Linked DNA regions of Homo sapiens: region 2 is linked to region 1. A link is a loop called in an ENCODE intact Hi-C map of the cell type or tissue named here. Cell type or tissue: PC-9. All regions are shown on one strand. Each heading gives the region's core, and the rest is flanking DNA. Links, peaks and the distances in the headings are about the cores only. Region 1 overlaps LOC105374690 (a long non-coding RNA gene). Region 2 overlaps LOC112268416 (a long non-coding RNA gene).

Region 1 (11,425 bases), core at 3,273-8,272:
AGAAAAAGAAAGAAGAGAAAAAAGCATCCAATATTTCCTTTCATCTTTTTTTTTTACATGAAGGGTTTTCTTTCATTTTTATAAGCAAGCATTTTTATATATGTATGTGTATCTATAATATTGGCTTATTTTCTGTTTTTTAATATTATAAGCATTTTTATGTTATTACCAATGTTCATAGGTATTTCTCATGGCTACATAGTAATCTATTGAGAGATTATATAATTTTTTCCTTAATCATTTTCCTGCTGTTCAACATATATGCTGTTTCTGTTTTTCTATTAAAAATAATGCTGCAGTAAATATCTTTGTGCACAAAATTTTTCCTATTGTAATTGTATTTAAAATAATATCTCCCTCAAAGTGGAATTTTTGGATCTGGGGTATAACCATTTTACATCTTAATATATATTGTCAATTTGCTTATATGGGGTTCTATACCAAATTGCACATCAGCAGTTTGTAAGTACTTGTTTTACCACCGCCCTTAAATGCTTACTTTAATTTTCTGTTCTTTAAATACTTGCCTTTCTTCCTGCAAGAACATTGATGATGTAGGTGTTCTTAGTGACGAGACCTACAATTTGTATATTTTTATAATATATATCTCTCTATATATTACAAAATACATAAAATTATTATATATAGAGAGAGAGAGAGAGAGAAAGAGAGTTTCTGTTAGAAACTAAGTTGACAAGAATCTGGCTTTTACTAACAAAAGCATGTTTACTTGAAAGCAGAATCTTAAAGAAAAAAGAAAAGATCTGAAAAGAAAATTTATTATGGTTTAGAGGCAGTTTCTGAATCTGTGGGATAGCATTTCTCTGTGATTCCTCTGCAGAATAAGAAAACATTCTTAATTGCTTAATTTTAAGCAGAAAAACAATTCCAACAGAGAGAGAATAGTTTTCTTTATGGAGATACGATATTCACGTATCCTTATGGAAAATATCTTCCCAAGGGCATGTACAGATGAACATTTTCTGATATGCTTGTTATCTGCTGGCCACATGAAGTGACTCTTTAGCAAAGCTTACATGAGAGATTTGTGTATTGCCCTAATGTAGGCATGTGTAGCCTGTGGTGTGTAGGATTGGCTCAGAACATTAATTAAATTCTTCCTGCTATTTTATACAGAATGTACTGTCAGTTTATAGTGTCTGTAGAGTTCTTTCAAAGAGTCTAAGATCTACCATTTTATAGCAAACAGTCCATGTCAAGTCTGATTTCTGAATCACTTTCTCATAATTCACTGCGTTTCTGGTTAGTGATACTTGAAGAAAAGTTAGAGAAAAGATAGGTGCTTGATAATACATAACTGGTATGTTCTGTATTCCCAGGTTTTTGAAAAATCAAACCAGTGGTGATATGCTAAAAGCTAAATTTTGTAAAATGTTAAACATTCATGAAAGAAAAGCTAGGTTTCCTGCCAGCCTTGCGGTCAGCAGCAGTACTCTGGCCTGATTACTTAAGCCGATGTTTTTCCTAAATCAGTCATGAATCAGTAATTATCAAGTTTTGCAATACTAGGCAATTCTCTTGAGAACAGCAAATGATTTGTAATGTTAAGTTGATAGCTTTTTTAAAAAAAAAAACGAAATAATTTGGCTGCTCTTGATGGGTTTCCCTGGGCACTGGGCAGACCCCTATTGATTTAATGGGCTTTGTCTGTGGAAGCTTGGTAGATTTATCTTTCTTACACGATCAAATAGCACATATTTGTTTTCTTTCTCCACAAAAATAAGAATGCTGCTGGTGTGTAGTATATTGGTTTCGCTTCTATTCATTTGGCTTAACTACTTAAACCACAGTTTAGTCACAAAATGGAAAAAAATGAGAAGTCATAGAAACAAAATCAAAAATCAAGATTTTTTGCTTTATTTAGTTTCTTCCAGCATGTTTTGGAATGACCTGCTGGTAACTGTTTTCTTCTCCTATAACATGTTCTCTTTTGTGTATGGGGATTATAGATCCTAGAGTTGGATCTATAAGGGACTTATAGGGACTTTGTGAAAAAATTTTAATTCAGTCCCCTGATTTTTGAAGCCCATGGGAGTTTAAAACCTGTATCAGTTACAGAGCCCAGAATTGGTTTAATAGGGATCCAAACATGGGCTGTTTTTCTTACACAGTGGCATCGTTTCAGAGACAGGATACCCGGAGCTCAGCGAATGACATTGTTTGCAATTTGCTTTGAGGTACTGCGTGATGCTGGGATTTTTTTTTTTTTCAGTATACTTTAAGTTTTAGGGTACTTGTGCACAATGTGCAGGTTCGTTACATATGTATACATGTGCCATGTTGGTGTGCTGCACCCATTAACTCGTCATTTAACATTAGGTATGTCTCCTAATGCTATCCCTCCCCCCTCCCCCCATTCCACAACAGGCCCTGGTGTGTGATGTTCCCCTTCCTGTGTCCGTGTGTTCTCATGGTTCAGTTCCCACCTATGAGTGAGACCATTTTTTGTCCTTGCGATAGTTTGCTGAGAATGATGGTTTCCAGCTTCATCCATGTCCCTACAAAGGACGTGAACTCATCATTTTTTATGGCTGCATAGTATTCCATGGTGTATATGTGTCACATTTTCTTAATCCAGTCTATCATTTTTGGACATTTGGGTTGGTTCCAAGTCTTTGCTATTGTGAATAGTGCTGCAATAAACATACGTGTGCATGTGTCTTTATAGCAGCATGTTTTATAATCCTTTGGGTATATACCCAGTAATGGGATGGCTGGGTCAAATGGTATTTCTAGTTCTAGATCCCTGAGGAATCGCCACACTGACTTCCACAATGGTTGAACTAGTTTACAGTCCCACCAACAGTGTAAAAGTGTTCCTATTTCTCCACATCCTCTCCAGCACCTGTGGTTTCCTGATTTTTTAATGATCACCATTCTAACTGGTGTGAGATGGTATCTCATTGTGGTTTTGATTTGCATTTCTCTGATGGCCAGTGATGATGAGCATTTTTTCATGTGTCTTTTGGTTGCATAAATGTCTTCTTTTGAGAAATGTCTGTTCATATCCTTCACCCACTTTTTGATGGGATTGTTTGTTTTTTTCTAGGCAATACCTTTCAGGACATAGGCATGGGTAAGGACTTCATGTCTAAAACACCAAAAGCAATGGCAACAAAAGCCAAAATTGACAAATAGGATCTAATTAAACTAAAGAGCTTCTGCACAGCAAAAGAAACTACCATCAGAGTGAACAGGCAACCTACAGAATGGGAGAAAATTTTTGCCATCTACTCATCTGACAAAGGGCTAATATCCAGAATCAACAATGAACTCAAACAAATTTACAAGATGCCAGGATTTTAAACAACCAGTTTCTTGGTTGTCCGGGTCCCCTCAGGCTGTTACTCCTCTTCTGCATTCACCATCTCAGTCCTGTATACTTTACTCAGGAGACCTGTATAACTGTCTTGTCTATCTCCTGCTTGTTTACTTTTGGAGGCACTCTTCTTGGGCACATCTTTGACAACAGCTTTGCTTGGAGTTTCCCAAGAATCTGGATGTGCTAACATTCATGAGGGACCCTCAGGGGTCAGCATTGGAAGAGCCTTTCAAAATACTCTAGAATCCTACACATCTTGTCTTCAAGGGGCTTTTTTTTTTAGTTCTTTAGTTAGGACTTCATAATGGAGTGCCCTTGTCTAATAACTATGACCTTTTTTGAGCACTAATGAGTTTTGGCATTCTGAAGCTCTCCCCAGATACTGACTAGCACCCTGGGAGTTTGGTCAGGTTCTTGGTAGAAGTTCGACCTTCCCATTCTCTGTTTCCTCACCACCATTCAGAATAGGCTCTGGTACCCTGAATAAGCCTAACCCATGGCTAATCTTCAACATTGAAAACCTTGCAGTGTGGGTTCCCAGGTTTTATTGTGTTATCAAGGGGGAGCTGCAGAAATTCACACAATCACAGGACTGGAAGGGAGCCTACTGGTCATTGAATGCTTGCATCACCCCTACCAAATCACTGCCAAGTAATTATCTAGCTTGACGGGAAACTTATTACCTCCCAAGGCGGTTCATTTTAATTCAGACAGCTTCAACTGGTGGGAAATGCTTTTTCATACCTATTCAGTTTGATGTGTTTCTTGTATTGAGTAAACCAGAATTCCTATTAATTAAACTCCCCATAGTCTTTCCAGAGTTGACTTAACCTGTTACTTTTGGGAGGAAAACTTATTTACATTTATGGAACTTGGTGGATCCTGCCTTGTGAAATTCAGAATGCAGTCTTACATAATCAACAGACTTTTAGTGGGCATTTAATGTAAAACACTTTTTCAACTAAATTGAATTATTCTCTCCAGAAAGCAGTGATGGCTAGGACAGTAGTGCTTATAGAATGTGTCATTATTTTGGCAGCTACTGCCTTGGACTCTCAGTTATTTTATATGCACGGGTCTTGCCTGCATAGCCTGTTGCCTGTTTTGTTTGTTTGTTTGTTTGTTTTAAAAAGAGTCTCACTCTGACACCCAAGCTGGAGTGCAATGGCATGATCTCAGCTCTCTGCAACCTCTGCCTCCTGGGTTCAAGTGGTTCTCCCACCTCAGCCTCCTGAGTAGCTGGGCCTACAGGTGTGTGCCACCACATCTGGCTAATTTTTGGATTTTTAGTAGAGATGGGGTTTCACTATGTTGGCCGAGCTGCTCTCAAACTCCTGACCTCGTGATCCACCCGCCTCGGCCTCCCAAAGTGCTGGGATTACAAGTGTGAGCCACTGCACCTGGCCTAGCATAGCCTGTTGTTAAGCTCCTTGGAGTGTGGACCTGTCTTGTATGTGCAGTCCCCAAAAGGCCTTACTCATGACCTTGCATTCACAAGATCAGTTAGTGAAAGAAAGTGAAAGTGCAAGAATTGTTCCTCCTGACACTGAACTGCTTTTCTTGTTTGCCCAAGGTGATGAGTGGTGGTAGTGGCAGTGGGTACATATGTGTTGGCATAAGCCCAGGGCCAACTCTCTTTTATTGAGGGTTTTAGAGCTAATCTCCCAACAGAAACAAGTATTCCCAGGCTGGCCTACAAAAACCTATCCCATTTCTGTTTCTGACATAAGCCTGCAGCACTGGCGGAGCTACAGTTGGGGTTAAATTGACACTTGGGTGTTGGTCTGGCAACCTGACAACCACATACCAGGAACACCCTTCTCCACTCATCTGCCTGGTGCATGCTTCCTCATTCTTTAGGCCTCAGTGGAATGTCTCTTTGTGGAACCTTCCTGATCCGCCCAGGCAGAGGGCTCACCTCTTCTTTCTTGTTCTCACCGTACTGCGGATAGTCCTCTATTTTTCCAAATGCTGCCTTGCATATGTATCATTTCTATCACTGTCTCCTTTGTTCTTCTGTGAACTTCTGGAGGAACAAGGTTGTGTCTCACTTTCTCTTCTCCTGTGCCAAGAACTGTGCAAAGTAAGAAGATACTCAGTGAATGTGTTTGAAGGAATGACTACTGAAGTGTATGAGTTGTTGGTGTAGAGACATGCATTCCCAAGTGCTAGAGAATCTATTTGCAAGCATATTTTTGAAAGATAACATTTTTTGAAGTTGAATATTACTTGCACTGCTTTGTGTGCTGTCAGGGTTCTGCCATGGTAGCCAAGACTAAACAGCATCTTTCCAGTTAACCCAGTGAGGGTCCTGTGGTATGGCTAAGCCACGAGCTGGAACAGGAACCAAGTGAGGCAGGCCCTGAGGATATAGACCTGTTTTAGACCCTGAGAGAGAACAGTTGGCAAATAGAAGGTGGTATCCACTGGGTATGACAAGCAAGCATGGATCAGAAAAGCAGCTGGCTTTACAGAGTCTAATGGAATAAGTGAGAAGTCCTAAAGGTGGATGAATGTGGCAGTAGGAATCGAGGAAGATATCTTGTACTTCTGATGCTCTCAGGTGTAGGCTACTGATGGTCAGCCAGCATCAGGGAAGGCTGCCAGGAGTGAAGAGGTAGGGGATTAAAGGACGTACTGACAAGGACCTGGCAGAGCTCTAAACCAAGAGGGACACTGGTGTAAAGTCTTTTTGTCATTAATTTAGCAAATATTTATACCTACTGTGAAAATGCTTTCAAGAGGAGGCGAATTCTTGATCTGATTATCAGAAGGAGAAGAAAGAAGATGCCCAGTTACCAGCATTGAGGCATATGATCAGGGCTGGACTAACTAAGTACGGTGACATGATGTGAATTCCTCGTTACGGCGATAGAGCTCCCTTAGTGTCTTTTGTTTCCACTTAGGATTCATCCTAGAGGCAGGATGGGGCAGAGCTTCTGGGGTCAAATAAACCCAACAGCGGCAAGAAGAAGGCCTAGGGGTTAGAGTACCAAGAAGGGCCTGACAAACCATCACTTGACTGATAGAACTGGATCCAGCCTAGAATTGTTCATTAAACCATTAAATTGTTGACTGGCCACACCAAATGGTGGCATTACATAGCACAGTACAGGCAACATTGATTTTAATAACATCTTCTACTTGAAAAATAGTCCATACTTACCAAAATACTTTCACATTTCACTGGATTCCAAAGTTCTTTGATATAAACAGGGTGTTATATCCATTATTTTTTAGAGGACATCAAAGCACTAACAATTTAGATGGATGGTTTAACTCCTAGTTAGCTAGTGGCAGAGGCAGAACTAGAACCATGGGCTCCTTATTGATAGGTCACTACTCTTTCCTTTATCCCACTGCTTTGCTTGTGTGATGCTGTGACAACTTTTGGAGGCCACTTTTGCTGAGAATTCAGTCCAGGTCTGATTGACTTCTGGGAAACAGGACCTGCTGAGTCTAAGCATTCAAGAGTATACACTCAGCCATAATCATGAGCCCACGTATTGTTTCAGATACTTGCTTTAGGAAATATGCTTCAGTTCTGATAGTGGGCTATTATCTCTTTTTAGGAGGTCTCCTTAAATGTACTGAAGTAAATTAGCAATGCTAGAGATTTTAAAATATCAGTTTCTAGTAAAAATGCTTCAATTTTTGTGAATTTACCATGTTGCTGCATTATTGAGCTCCTCTGATGTGTCAGGCACTATTGTAAGATTTGAAGACATGGCAATAAACAAAATAGAAAAAATTCTGTCTTCGTCATAGGGCTTTTATTCTAGTTGGGGAGGGGTTATTTGTGAAGGAGACTAACAAAAACCAAGTAAAATATAAAGTATGTCAAATGTTGATAAGAGAAAAAATACAACAGGGAATGAGGACAGGATATGTGGGGATTGGGGGGACAGGGGTTGCAATTTTAAATAAGATGGTTAAGGGAAAGGCTTCACGGTAAATGTGAAGGAAATACATCGCTATGTACATCTTCAAAATCTACAAACATCAATAGTAAATTTCCAAACTACTTATATATAATTACTAGTGAAAAAACAAAAAAAATTAATGGGTATATACACACAGCCACACCTACACACAGATGCATGCACATATATACATATAAAATCTAGCACTTACTTTTCAAATTAACTCCCCACTCTTTATGCACCTAACAGATGAACTAAGTTTGAATTTATGTTTTTGTGCAACTATAAGAATATGGAATGTAGCTATTACTAATCTCTGCTTTTTTATTTGCAGACCTCCCACCGTTTAGCTCAGTGATAAAATTCCACAATAAATTTTGACTTGAAAGATTTTAGGATATCATGAAAATGGGAATGACGAATGAAGGCTGAGATGAGGCAAATATTTGGCAAATCCCGTGAAGCACTTAGAGCAAGCTTTATTAAGTGTGGTGGAATCAGATAATCATTACTGTTTTTATTTTTATCTGGGGTCAAACTTAATTAAAATAAAACATTTTCTGTGGGTTTTCTAATTAGCCTAACAATTTATTGGTCTCCAAAGATCTTTGTAGATGGTAACTTTGGCACAGAGTTCTAAAGCAGAGGACTCTGTAGATCTGGAAAGAAGTTGGAAAATAATTTCTTTAAAAACAAAACAAAAACCGTCCCAGGAAACACCATGAGAGAATGTTTTGTGACATATTGGGAATTCAGTTGAAAGGTATTATTAGGGAGTCTATGGCAAGCTGAGTCCCCAAATGCCCAGTTGATCGTAGTTCAGAACCCCAAAGACCTAGCAGGAAATGTTGTAGCTGCCCTCTTGTGGTCAAATGGAAAGTTTTGCCTCTTTGTCTTAATACTCATAAGAAACAATGATACATTTTTTCCCTGGAGTTATTCATTTAATAATCTAAGAGTAATGAAACATTTAACATTTTCAGATGGGCTCAAAAAAAAACACCTTCCCCCCAAAGCAAGATTCAGCAGATCAGTCAATACATATGTTTTAGTGGAACAAAACTCCTGGCTATTGGTAAATTATAATAAAATTGTGGTCCCTTCCACCACACCCCAAGTAAAGTCATCTGAGGCTTTTAAAGGAAATACCTAAGTCTACAAATACTTTCTGGTGGAGTTGGTGGGGGCTAACTGCAGAGGAATATGGAGGAAATAATATCGGGAAGTGCTTTGGTGCTTGTCAGCTGGGTGATCAAGGCTCAGTCACTTCACCCAAGAGCTTAGACTTTAGTTTTCTCACATGTAAAATGGGACTGTTCAAAGGCAACTTCTAATACCACTTTTAGCTCTGAAACGCTATAAATATGTGACCAGATGGACAAAACAAACGGCTTTTTGGTCTCTGGGATTTCTTTCCTTTCTGTCCGTGTGGCTTTATGATTAGTGAACCAAAAAGTTGTGAGGGGAATTGCGTGATGAAGCCTTTGAAAATTGCAGGGCTACAGGGAGATTAGTAGAACTGCCCCCAATGGTCTTGTGAGAATTTTTCAGTTTATTCATACAAGTATTGAATTTATTAAGTATCAACTATGTACTATGCATTATTCTTGGTGCTAGTACTACAAAATAAGTATAGAGGAGAATCCTTGTCTTTAAAGTGTTTGTAGTTTGAAAAAATTAAAATTCAATCATTTCTACGTAGCCTTACACAGTTTGCTTATATGTTCATATGGTTCTGGAAATATTAAGGGGAACTTACCTTAACTTTGTCTCCAAAGAGCTTTCAGGTGGGATCATCTTGAAGCTTAGCAAAACTCCCAGTGAACTTTGGCAAGAGCTGGGTCTGGACTCAAAACTCTGAGTTCAGGAGAAGTGTGCCCTTTGGTGAAGCTTCCAATGAAAGAGGTGTCTGACTATGCCCTGGTCATTCTGAAAACTGCTCTTCCATGGGCCATTTTTTAACATAAAAGGAAATCCTACTAAGTCCTATATCTTTTTGGAAAATGCCTTTTCTGTGTTCTGCTTTTACATTCATAACATACTATGAAATAGCTAATTTAACAAGATTGTGTTTTAAATGATTTATGAATTTATTCAAAATTTTTACTTTATCAGGCTAAGATTGTTTTCTTGGATTTGTTTATTCCTCAAGTCCTTGTGCATGTTCTGATGTCTAAAGTAGAGAAATAATCTTAAATTTGGCAACACTAATTGTTTTGGATGTGAGAAAACTTAAGCTATACATTATTAAAATGAAAGTTGATTTATGTTATTAGTTATACATATATACACATGTGTGCTATGATTAGGTTACAGGAGCTTGACAAAATTGATTATTCTAGATTACAAGAAGTTCTGGGAGGACCTCTTGATGACACAGATTTTTTTTCCCTGTTGCCTTGGTATTTTCGGAATATCTTACACATCATCTACTATATGTGGCTTTGTTGTAAGTTAGAGTTTGGTTAGATAGAACATTTGAACTCGATTCAACTTGGCAATGTGAAGAGCCTGGAGTCCAGTGATTCGTCTTAGGGAGGTGTTTGGGGAATAACAAAATATTTCAGAATCATTAAGGGTATTCCAACAGGGAATTTGGGAGTGGTTGAGATGCTTTGTGTGCTTCTAAGAAGGCAGGATGGGAGAGATTAGAAGAGGAAAATGGTTTTAAAATTTCACTCACAGATTTGTAAATATAGTCAGCATTGCTGCAGGTCCATAACACAATAAAATGATTACAAATTGGTAAAAAGATGATGGCTCTTTCTGGTCTCAGTTTAATGAAACTGAGATGTTAAAACAAAAAACAATTTACATGTTACAAAGGTAAGGTTATTAATGTGTGATATTAGAGCTCTTCCCTGGCCAAAACTCTGAAGACTTTTAGATGAAGCCTTTTAAATAAGTTTGTGATACCATTTTGATACAAATGGCGACACCACAGATCACTTCTTTATACAGATTTTCATGTAGAGATGCTCTGAGGAAGGTGCTGTGAAGTTTTGGAAAGAATAAAGACCTGGGTTCAGAATATGCTGGGTCAGTAATTTGCTGGCTGTGTGGTTGTAGGTAAGTTCTTTAGCCCCAGAATCCACACTTAATAAATTGAAGTGATTCTTCTTCTCTCATAGGCTTGTTCAGAAAAGGCTCCATGTTTTCTTCTTGCCACATCTTTCAGGTTTCTAGGAGAGTTTTGCTACATACCTGTTTTCCAAGATCATGTCAATCATTAAGGCCTAAAGAGCTAAAAAAAAAAAAGAGAGAGAAAAAAATATTGTTTGGGTTAAGTAGTACATGAAAATTTAAACTCCCTCTTTTAGCTATGCCAAAGAGGAACACATTTAACATTGAAGGCAAAAGAGTCTTTGCTCCATGGACTGTAAGGAAACTTGCATTTTCAGGTTTTTATTTAGGTGTGGAGATATGGAAAAGAGCAGGAGTTTACAATTTCTGCACATAGGGCTCAAAGGCTTATCCAGGCATTTTCTGCGTGGTTGTGTTTGAACCTGGTTGTTGATTGCTTTTCACGCAGACCTCTTTCCTACGTTCATTTTTTTCCTTCATTTAATTCAAACATTTTAACCATTGGGTGCACGTTATTGAACACGATTCTTGTGTCTTTACGGTTTAGCATCATTACCTAATTCTGGACGACAAGCTCAAATGTATGTGCAGGTCAAAAGTGAAGCCGGCCCTGTAATACGACTGTGAGTACTGGAGACTGGTGAACTGGGGACCTCAGTCCAGACAGCAGCCACCAGTCAAAGGCTTGTTGCCACATCAGTATGTGAGCTGCCTAGTGCCAGATCTTCCAACTTTTTTGAGAGCAGTCAGAAATATAGACTTGATTTTTAAAACACTGTGCAAATCAAACAGAGCTCATTGTCTGAGGACTGCTTGTTTTGTGTACTTGAGTTCCAGATACAGTTAGCACCTCTCTCACTATCTGTTTCCTAATAATGTGATAGTTAAGAGCTAGATAAACTGGGATCAAATCATAGCCGCATCACATACATTCTAACTGTGTGACTTCAGAAAGTTACCTGCTATCTCATTTATGAAGTAGAGATGATAATAGCTCTTATCTTATTGGGTTTTAGGGAAGACTTATATGAGCTGAAATACAGATGTGCTTAGAATAGTGCCTGGGATGTAGTAG
Region 2 (11,425 bases), core at 2,999-7,998, 120 kb before region 1:
TTTTATTCTCTTTGTAGCATTTGTGAATGGGAGTTCACTCATGATTTGGCTGTTTGTCTGTTATTGGTGTAGAGGAATGCTTGTGATTTTTGTACATTGATTTTGTATCCTGAGACTTTGCTGAAGTTGCTTAACAGCTTAAAGAGATTTTGGGCTGAGACGATGGGGTTTCCTAAATATACAATAATGTCATCTGCAAACAGGGCAATTTGACTTCCTCTTTTCCTAATTGAATACCCTTTATTTCTTTCTCCTGCCTAATTGCCCTGGCCAGAACTTCCAACACTATGTTGAATAGGAGTGGTGAGAGAGGGCATCCCTGTCTCGTGCCGGTTTTCAAAGGTAATGCTTCCAGTTTTTGCTCATTCAGTATGATATTGGCTGTGGGTTTGTCATAAATAGTTCTTATTATTTTGAGATACATTCCATCAATACCTAATTTATTGAGAGTTTTTAGTATGAAGCGCTGTTGAATTTTGTCAAAGGCCTTTTCTGCATCTATTGAGATAATCATGTGGTTATTGTCATTGGTTCTGTTTATGTGATGGATTACCTTTATTGATTTGCATATGTTGAACCAGCCTTGCATCCCAGGTATGAAGCCCACTTGATCATGGTGGATAAGCTTTTTGATGTGCTGCTGGATTTGGTTTGCCAATATTTTATTGATGATTGTTGCATTGATGTTCATCAGGGATACTGGTAAAAATTCTCTTTTTTTATTGTGTCTCTGCTAGGCTTTGGTAGCAGGATGATGCTGGCCTCATAAAATGAGTTAGGGAGGATTCCCTCTTTTTCTATTGATTGGAATAGTTTCAGAAGGAATGGTACCAGCTCCTCTTTGTACCTCTGGTAGAATTTTGCTTTGAATCCAACTGGTCCTGGACTCTTTTTGTTTGGTAGGCTATTAATTATTGCCTCAATTTCAGAGCCTGTTATTGGTCTATTCAGAGATTGAACTTTTTCCTGGTTTAGTCTTGGGAGGGTGTATGTGTACTGGAATTTATACATTTCTTCTAGATTTTCTAATTTATTTGCATAGAGGTGTTCAAAATATTCTCTGATGGTAGTTTGTAATTCTATGGGATTGGTGGTGATATCCCCTTTATCATTTTTTATTGTATCTATTTGATTCTTCTCTCTTTTCTTCTTTATTAGTCTTGCTAGTGGTCTATCAATTTTGTTGATCATTTCAAAAAACCAGCTCCTGGATTCATTGATTTTTTGAAGGTTTTTTGTGTCTCTATCTCCTTCAGTTCTGCTCTGATCTTAGTTATTTCTTGCCTTCTGCTAGCTTTTGAATTTTTCTGCTGTTGCTTCTCTAGTTCTTTTAATTGTGATGTTAGGGTGTCGATTTTAGATCTTTCCTGCTTTCTCTTATGGGCATTTAGTGCTGTAAATTTCCCTCTACACATTGCTTTTAATTTGTCCCAGAGATTCTGGTATGTTGTGTGTTTGTTCTCATTGGTTTCAAACAACATCTTTATTTCTGCCTTCATTTCGTTATTTACCCAGTAGTCATTCAGGAGCTGGTTGTTCAGTTTCCATGTAGTTGTGTGGTTTTGAGTGAGTTTCTTAATCCTGAGTTCTAATTGGATTGCACTGTGGTCTGAGAGACAGTGTGTTGTGATTTCTGTTCTTTTACATTTGCAAAGGAGTGCTTTACTTCCAATTATGTGGTCAATTTTAGAATAAGTGCTATGTGGTGCTGAGAAGAATGTATATTCTGTTGATTTTGGGTGGAGAGTTCTGTAGATGTCTATTAGGTCCACTTGGTGCAGAGCTGAGTTCAAGTCCTGGATATCCTTGTTAACCTTCTGTCTCATTGATCTGTCTAATATTGACAGTGAGGTGTTAAAGTCTCCCATTATTATTGTGTGGGATTCTAAGTCTCTTTGTAGGTCTCTAAGGACTTGCTTTATGAATCTGGGTGCTCCTGTATTGACTGCATATATATTTAGGATAGTTAGCTCTTCTTGTTGAATTGATCCCTTTACCATTATGCAATGGCCTTCTTTGTCTCTTTTGATCGTTGTTGGTTTAAAGTCCGTTTTATCAGAGACTAGGATTGCAACCTCTGCTTTTTTTATATTCCATTTGCTTGTTAGATCTTCCTCCATCCCTTTATTTTCAGCCTATGTGTGTCTCTGCACATGAGATGGGTCTCCTGAATACAGCACACTGATGGGTCTTGACTCTATCCAATTTGCCAGTCTGTGTCTTTTAATTGGGACGTTTAGCCCATTTACATTTAAGGTTAATATTGTTATATGTGAATTTGATCCTGTCATTATGATGTTAGCTGGTTATTTTGCTCGTTAGTTGATGCAGTTTCTTCCTAGCGTCGATGGTCTTTACAATTTGGCATGTTTTTGCAGTGGCCAGTACTGGTTGTTCCTTTCCGTGTTTAGTGCTCCCTTCAGGAGCTCTTTTAGGGCAGGCCTGGTGGTGACAAAATCTCTCAGTATTTGCTTGTCTGTAAAGTATTTTATTTCTCCTTCACTTATGAAGCTTAGTTTGGCTGGATATGAAATTCTGGGTTGAAAATTCTTTTCTTTAAGAATGTTGAATATTGGCCCCCACTCTCTTCTGGCTTGTAGGGTTTCTGCTGAGAGATCTGCTGTTAGTCTAATGGGCTTCCCTTTGTGGGTAACCCGACCTTTGTCTCTGGCTGCCCTTAACATTTTTTCCTCATTTCAACCTTGGTGAATCTGACAATTATGTGTCTTGAGGTTGCTCTTGTCAAGGAGTATCTTTATGGTGTTCTCTGTGTTTCCCAAATTTGAATGTTGGCCTGCCTTGCTAGGCTGGGGAAGTTCTCCTGGATAATATCCTGAAGAGTGTTTTCCAACTTGGTTCCATTATCCCCGTCACTTTCTGGTACACCAATCAAATGTAGATTTGGTCTTTTCACATAGTCCCATATTTCTTGGAGGCATTGTTCATTTTTATTACTCTTTTTTCTCTAGTCTTGTCTTCCTGCTTTATTTCATTAATTTGATCTTCAATCACTGATATCCTTTCTTTCATTTGATCAAATTGGCTATTGAAGCTTGTGCATGCATCATGAAGTTCTCATGCCATGGTTTTCAGCTCCATCAGGCCATTTAAGGTCTTCTCTATACAATTTATTGTAGTTTGCCATTTGTGTAACTTTTTTCAAGGTTTTTAGCTTCCTTGTGATGGGTTAGAACATGCTCCTTTAGCTTGGAGAAGTTTGTTATTACCGACCTTCTGAAGCCTACTTCTGTCAACTCCTCAACATCATTCTCCGTCCAGCTTTGTTCCATTGCTGGCGAGGAGCTGTGATCCTTTGGAGGAGAAGAGGTGCTCTAGTTTTTACAATTTTCAGCTTTTCTGCTCTGGTTTCTCCCCATCCTTGTGGTTTTATCTAACTTTAGTCTTTGATGTTGGCGACCTACAGATGGGTTTTTGGTGTGTTATGTCCTTTTGGTTGATGTTGATGCTATTCCTTTCTGTTTGTTAGTTTTCCTTCTAACAGTCAGGTCCCTCAGCTGCAGGTCTGTTGGAATTTGCTGGAGGTCCACTCCAGACCCTGTTTTCCTGGGTATCACCAGCAGAGGCTGCAGAACAGCAAGTATTGCAGAACAGCACATATTGCTGCCTGATCCTTCCTCTGGAAGCTTTGTCCCAGAGGGGCACCCACCTTTATGAGGTGTTTGTCCTCCCCTACTGGGAGGTGTCTCCCAGTTAGGCTACAAGGGGTTCAGGGACCCACTTGACGAGGCAGTCTGTCCATTCTGAGAGCTCAAACAGCATGCTGGGAGACCACTGCTCTGTTCAGAGCTGTCAGACAGGGTCGTTTAAGTCTGCGGAAGTTTCTGCTGCCTTTTGTTCAGTTACGTCCTGCCCATAGAGGTGGAGTCTATAGAGGAGTAGGCCTTGCTGAGCTGTGGTGGGCTCCTCCCAGTTTGAGCTTTCCGGCTACTTTGTTTACCTACTCAAGCCTCAGCAATGGCAGACGCCCCTCCCCCCGCCAGGCTGCAGCCTCGCAGGTCAATCTTAGACTGCTGCACTAGCAGTGAGCAAGGCTCTGTGGGTGTGGGACCCACCAAACTAGGCACGGGAGAGAATCTCCTGCTCTGCCAGTTGCTAAGACCATGGGAAAAGCGTAATATTTGGGTGGGAGTGTCCCTTTTTTCCAGGTACTGTCTGTCACAGCTTCCCTTGGCTAGGAAAGAGAAATCCCCCCAACCCCTTGCACTTCCTGGGTGAGGCAACACCCTGCCCTGCTTTGCCTTGCCCTCTGTGGGCTGCACCCACTGTCAAAACAACTCCAATGAGATGAACCAGGTACCTCAGTTGGAAATGCAGAAATCACCTATCTTCTGCATCGATCACGCTGGCAGCTGCAGACCAGAGCTGTTCCTATTTGGCCATCTTGGAATGGACCCGGCTATTATTATTATTGTTTTTTATTGTACCACTGCACTCCAGCGGTACAATCTTGGCTCACTGCAACCTCCTCCTCCTGGACTCAAGTAATCCTCTCACCTCAGTCTCCCAAGTAGCTGGGACTACAGGTGCATGCCCACCACACCTGGGTAATTTTAGTATTTCTTATAGAAGCTGGGTTTGGCCATGTTGCCCAGGCTGCTCTTGAACTCCTGGGCTCAAGCGATCCACCCACTTCAGCCTTCCAAAGTGTTGGGATTAAAGGCGTGAGCTACCATGCCTGGCCTAGAATGGCTACTATTAAAAAGTAAAAAAATAATATGGTAGGGAGATGGCAGAGAAAGAATGCTTATACACTGCTGGTGGAAATGTAAAGTAGTTCAGCCATTGTGGAAAACAGTGTGGTGATTTTTCAAAGAACTTAAAATAGAATTACCATTCATCCCAGCAATCCCATTATTGGGTATATACCCAAAGGAATGTAAATTATTCTACCATAAAGACACATGCACACATATGTTCATGGCAGCACTATTTACAATAGCAAGGCCATGAAATCAACCTAAATGCCCATCAAATGATAGACTGGATAAAGAAAATGTGGTACACCATGGAATACTATGCAGCCATAAAAAAGAATGAGATCATGTCTTTGCAGCAACATGGATGGAGCTGGGGGCTATTATCCTAAGCAAACTAATGCAGAAACAGAATATCAAATACTGCACGTTACAGAAACTGGGGCCTACTTGAGGAGGGAGGGTGGAAGGAGGGAGAGGATTAAAAAAAACTACCTATTTGGCACTATGCTTATTACCTGGATAATGAAATAATCTGTATACCAAACCCTGGTGACACATAATTTACCTATATAACAAACCTGCCTATGTACCTCTGAACCTAAAATAAATGTTTTTTTAAACAAGATTGTAAAGTGTAGCATGCAGTTATATTGCGATCGAGTTCTAATATTATAGGTATTAAAAACAGAGGAAACACAGAGAGTAAAACTAATTCTGAGAAGACGCTTATAATTATGTGATCTTGGTAAAACTCATGTCTCAGCTTGTTAAGTTAAAAAAAAATGATGTAAAATGCTGGCATTGGACTAAATCCTAATTTCCTTCCTGGGTGTCAGATTTAGCTGACTCTTTCTCCTGCCTGAAGTGCTCTCCTTATACAGCTTGTTCCACTTTTATGATGCTATTCATCCTTGAGCAATTGTGGGATAGATCAGTGTGAAGTGTATCATTTGTTTTTAACCTGCTCTGGTTGTCAGTGGAAACCACAATATAAGGGGTAAAGACACCCAGAATTGAAGTGTGCAATATTATACACAACATTAATATGAAAGCAGTGCCAAAATGGCAAAATGAGGTGGTGAAAAGAGGCGACCACCCAGAATCCTGCAGTACTTAGTGTTAATAGATATTTACAAACTTACTAACTTGAAATTCCTTTAGGCATCATATTCCAGATTGAAGCTGCTGGGAATTCCTACCCTTATTAATTTTTATCTCCTCTACTCTGTCCTCCCTACATTTATAAAAAGCTACTGCTCAAAGGGTTATTTGTTAGTGGTGTCGAGTGTCTCCACCATTGAGGACTCGCCGTATTTAAAGTACTCTACTGGTGTTGAGTAAATATTTGCCAATGTTCTAAATGCCAGGGCCTCTTGACAACTCAACAGGAATGTTGCTTAGGCAGGAATGGGGGAAGGGCAGAATATTTCCTATCCCTGCAGCTGTGCAGCAAATTTTGGAGGACTGGGCTTAATGCCTCCAAAAAAATGTACCGCATTACTACCACCTTGATTGTTGTTACTGTGTTGGTGACCACATCTCCCTCAGGCTGCCTTAAAATATTGTCTTTCATGTTGACACTTTGGAGGAGATCAAGAATTCTCTTCTGCTTTGGATTTCGATAAGTGTTTGAAAAAGGAATCATGAAAACGTAGGTCTGCAAGGGTATGACAAAGCAAGCTGTCGACCTCACAATGAGGGCTCAGCAAGTTGCTTCATGTTTTCTATTCATAGCCTCCTCCTCTCTGTCAGCTCTTTTGAAGTACTCATAAAGCAAAATAGGCTCATTAAATATGAGGGGGTAAATGAAGTTGGCAGTTGCACCTAGTTCAAAAAGCCTTTCCTTTTTAGATGTTTACGCTCCAGAAAAAAACAAAACAAAACAAAAAACTCAGAAGATGAATGCCTGCTATCAGTGGCTATTCATGGCCTCCCTTTTGGGTAAGTGATGTCAGCCAGGCTTTGGAAGATGTGGGTATTTTGTTCCAGATCTAGCACTAAACTGGTCCACAAAATTAATGTCACAATGAAAAGCCAGGAAAGTCTTGTTTACCATTTCATTTACTAAGTTTGCATATAAGGATAAAGACTATTTAGAGTTCCTTTCTAAACAGTAAAGGAAATTTCTTCATCACTCTTCCCACATGGGCAGCGGCTTGTCCTATGTGTACCCTCTTGCTGGCAGGGACAGGCAATGGTTCTGCCCTGTGGATCAGCTCTTCCAACCCTTAGATTCTGTTCTTTGATGAACCTTTTCCTGCACATTTGGCTCCTTTTCTGAACCTACAGCATCTACATTTTAATGAGCTGAAGGGGATGCCAAGATGCATAAGAGATGGTCTTAACCCTCAAGATCTTACTGTCAGTAAATGAGGTAACGTGATGATGTTCACTAAACTGCCATATGCAAATGTGAGGTAACTTGAGCAGATCCTTGAAAGATGGAAAATGTTTCTTTGGTTTCTGGTTGTGGGAAAGGACATCCCAAACCAAGGGTATAGTTTGAGCAAAGGCACAGTGGCTTTTCTAATCAGTGGACACTCTTTTTAGTCCTTATTCTATTTGGCCTGAGTAATATTTGATGCTGTTGTCCACTTGCTTCATCTTGAAGTTATTCTCTTGGCTTCAGACACCACATTCTGCTGTGTTTACTTCCGCTTTTCTGATGGCTCTTGTCAATCTCATCTCCAGGTTTCTATGAGTGTATATATATACTGATGATGCCTTGCCTATGTCTCTAGCCAGGCTGCCCTCTTGAAGTTCAGACCTATATAGCTAACTTTCTGCTGTGCACATTCATATACACAGCTCTTACTTAAATGCCTTAAGTTCTGCATGTTCAAAACCAAACCCATTATCTTTCTCCCCAAATCTGCATCTTCCTCAGTTTCCTATCTTAGTGAATAATGTACACCCAGTTATTCAATTCAGAACCATGGTATAATCTTGACTCCTCCCTCCCCAACACCTTCCATGTAAAGAACCACTAGATCTTTTATATTTTATTTTGTTTTATATCTCTGTATGTGTCCAGGTCTTTCCATCTCTATTGCTACCTTTTTGGGTCAGCTCACCATCATCTTTTGCTTGGATGACTGCAGTAGCCATTTCCCTTCAACTTTCCCTCCAGGTAATTCTTTCTCTACGTTGTAGCCAAAGGAATCTTTCTAAGGCACAAATACGATCATTGTGTTTTCTTTCCTTACAACCCTCTAATATCTTCCCTTTGCTCTAAGGATAGTGTCCAGGTCCCCAATAAGGCTTCTTGTCTTTCTCATTCTGGACCTGCTGACCTCTCTTGCCTCATCTCTTGCCACCACTCCTCAAGCTCCCTGAGCTTCAGACATTTTGAAGTGCACCTGCAGTTCACTCACATACCAGGCAGGTTTTCCTATCTCTCAGACTCCGTGCACGCTCTTCCCTATCTAGCACACTCTTTTCCCTTGCTCTTTCTCTGGTGTTAGCTGGGAAGTCACTGCTTCTACTGTATCCTACTGGCCTGTTTACTTGTCTATATTCATTTAGGCCAATACTCCTTATAGAGTCTGGAACATTCTAGATAATCGGTAGACACTTTTTGGATGAATGAGTGAGTGTTAATGCATGAGATGGCTTAAAGGAATGGCAGATCACCCAGACTGACTGGAGTGGAGGATATACAAAAGACAAGAGTGGAAGATATGAAAGAAAGGTGGTTGGGTGTCTTACACTGGGTTTCCTGAGCACAAACTGTGAGATGAAGATTCCAGTGCAGGCAATTTATTGGGGAGTGCTCTTGGGATTAACTCCTGTGAGAGAGTGAGGGAGTGAGAGGGGCAGGATATGGCAGAAGGTGAAGTTGAACTGAAATGAAATTGCAACAGGGCTGTCAGCTGATCCCATGTGGTAATTAGAAGCTGGCATAACCTCACAAAGTTCTGAATTGAGGCAAGGGGCTGGGGCTGTGTATCTTCACAGCAATCAGTCATTGAATGTGGGCTACCTCTGGGGAGGGGGCGAACTCAGGACAAACTGCTCCTTTGCCAAAGGCGATTTCTGGCAAGGGGTTCAACTATGACCTGGCAGAAGCCAACATTGCTGGTATCTAGGGGAATGATTATCCTGGTAGAGGAGGATCTGGGTGGCATTACCACATCCACTACACTGGGCCCACTTCAGGCCAGATTGAGGAAGTTTTGCTTTATTTGGTAGGCCTTGGGATGCCATTGGAGATGTTTACACAGATAAATCATGTGAGTCAGAGCTGTATTTGAGAAGATTAGTCTAGTTGTATGCTCAGATTGGATTGGAGGTGGTGGATAAACTGCAGATAGAGAGGCCATTGGGAGACTATTGAAATAGTCCAGATGAAGAAATAAAGGCCTGAACAGGGGTGTTGGCAGCAGAAATGGAAAAAGCGGTGGTTGCAAGAGATATGTTAATGCTAAAATTCCCAGGCCCTGGTGACTAATTGAATATGGGGAATATGGAAAAATCAAAGGTGATTTCATAATTTTGAGCCTAGCTGAAATGTATGAATGATGGTTCTGGCAGTAGATATTTAAGAAGGATATAGGTTTGGTGTAGATTTGTTGAATTTGCAGTATGACTGCCACCCAAGTAGAAGTGGCTTACAGGTGGCTGGGCAGTTTCTTGGGAGGGCAAAATACACATACATAAAAAGTTCTATGATGATATGAAGATGTTCATGTAGCAGTATTAGCATCAAATTTGTGTAAAAGAAGTTAATGCTACAAGAGGCCAGAGAAGACAGAAATCACTGTAGCCAAGAAGTGTTCATGGAGGAGGTTGCCTTTGAATGGGGTCTAGGTGCAGGTGTTAGATTTATGATGAGGAAGAAGAGATAGGGAGGGCAGGATGATGACATTCTGAGTGGAGCCAATGGTTTGAGCAGAGACAGAGAGGTAGAAATTCATACTGCATATTTAGAATACCATGAGAAGATCAGTTTGATTGGAACATAGGATTCATTTAAGGAAAGTTTGGTTTAAAAAGTTGAACAATTGATTGCGGAGAAACTTGAATGACAGGCTAAGTGATAGGGAGCATAAAGGAGTTTAGGTGATTTTTTGGTAAAACTTTGCCTCTGTTTCTGAAGTTTGATCCTTTCATCTGCCTGGATGTGGGTCTTCAGAACCCACAGAACTAGAACTCTCCACTCGAGAGACACTTGTGCTTGTGATACAGAAGGCTACTGGTCACTGAGAGTCTTTTTCATGGAGATTGTGTGACGGCACATTGGAGGAAATTCCAGCTGCATGTGTTTCTGAGGCTTTTACATCCACAGTCTTTGCTTAGCTTTCATGAGGCACAAAGAATGTGTGGCCTAATTGGTGAGCTGGTTTACTGGCTCACCCTGAAAAGTAAACATTGTGTATCTGTAAGTGGAAATTCAGTATGTGTAATCTAGCTGCCTAGTCACGCCTGCCCCAAACGCTGTTGAAAACTTTGACCAAGGACTATAAAACTGTCAAGATCTGGGGCCCAAGCTTGCTTTCACACCAAATAATTCATTACTGAAGCTATGGGAAGATAACAGGACATGCATTTGACTTGCTGCTATTCCTTGTTTGCTACAGAAGCATCTGGCAGAGCTAAATGGCTTTGTATTACATCATGTTTCATTTCTTCTTTTTATTTATCATCTATTTTTATTTGTGTGACATGGAAACTTGCCCCACCCACCTCTGAGCACTCTCATTGAATAAAAAATGTATCTTGATATAACTTCAGTGACTTCAAAATGGAATCCTCAGATCGACACTTGGACCATTAAAAAAACAATGTCAACAAAATTTCTTTTGTGTCTTTGAGCAGATGTTTAATTTTATCCTCCTCCCAAGTGGTCATAGGCTGCTATTAGACTTCCTGACTGCCATTTTGTAACATCCAAAGGATCACTTGTTTTGTTTCCTTTGCATAATTTCATCACAGAGTGTTTGAAACGGTTTTTGGGAACAAGAAGAGAATTGCTGTTTAAGGAACTATTTTTTTTTGGAACAGGAAGTAAATGATATATGCTGAAGCCCCCATGGAAGCTTTTGGAATGGCCTGCTAGATTTAGGACCAGAGATGGAGAATATGCAATTCATAATGTACAGCTACTTCTGTTAAGGCAAAGTGGCCCTAACGTGTCTATAGCTTTCCTCACAGGTAATTGCATGCATGGGCTTTCACTCAACAGAAAAAAATGTGCCAAATCTTGAGCAATTAAAAAAAAATGCAAAAATCTGAGCATGTTATTAAGTTGCAACTGATATTCAACAGCTCTACATTAATCTCTAAGAAGCATACAAAGGAGTACTTACTGTTTTATCAATTCTTCAGTCCTACACAATTGAATATATTCTTCAGCCCACATAAATGTTTACTGCATTATAAGGGATTTTTATGTTTAAACTTTATATTTAACAGTGTCCTTTAGATGTTTGGTCTAAAGGAAGTGCATTTCAGTGGTCTAAAAAAGAATCTCACAGGTATGTGTATTGTGTTTTCAATTTAAATTAGACATTGTAACTGCTTAATGCCTTACCTATTCCATTTAGATCCTTCATGAAAACAGACTAATTTTAATAGCTGCCTAGATATTCCTAGTCTTCTTTCTTTCTTTCTTTCTTTCTTTCTTTCTTTCTTTCTTTCTTTCTTTCTTTCCTTTCTTTCTTTCCCTCCTTCTCCTTCCTCTTCCTCTTCCTCTCCTTCTCCTTCTC

The links. A loop is a pair of places that touch in the nucleus more often than their neighbours do. Peaks named below come from ENCODE experiments on the same cell type or tissue, not always from the same donor. Only the 100,000 strongest peaks of a DNase experiment are listed, where the experiment ranks them.
Region 2: a loop joins it to region 1, with 7 times the contacts of the local background. A loop is called at or near these places in 4 of 110 quality-filtered maps.

What each region holds. Positions count from the first base shown.
Region 1 is chr2:55,953,373-55,964,797 of GRCh38, forward strand. The region is part of intron 3 of LOC105374690 (a long non-coding RNA gene); the gene reads left to right. MIR217HG (MIR217 host gene) reads right to left here. Exons shown (of 3, transcript NR_126406.1): 3 at 10,034-10,510. Among named protein-coding and RNA genes, the nearest start is that of MIR217, 24 kb to the right of the region's middle. In PC-9, for the core only: a CTCF peak has its summit at 8,103 (motif pointing left); DNase peaks (open chromatin) are centred at 5,159 and 8,099; H3K4me3 peaks cover 542 bases; H3K27ac peaks cover 1,809 bases.
Region 2 is chr2:55,833,272-55,844,696 of GRCh38, forward strand. The region is part of intron 2 of LOC112268416 (a long non-coding RNA gene); the gene reads left to right. Among named protein-coding and RNA genes, the nearest start is that of EFEMP1, 85 kb to the right of the region's middle. RefSeq lists enhancers at 3,276-4,052, 4,053-4,829. In PC-9, for the core only: no CTCF peak of the experiment used is centred there; a DNase peak (open chromatin) is centred at 6,080; H3K4me3 peaks cover 1,205 bases; H3K27ac peaks cover 1,560 bases.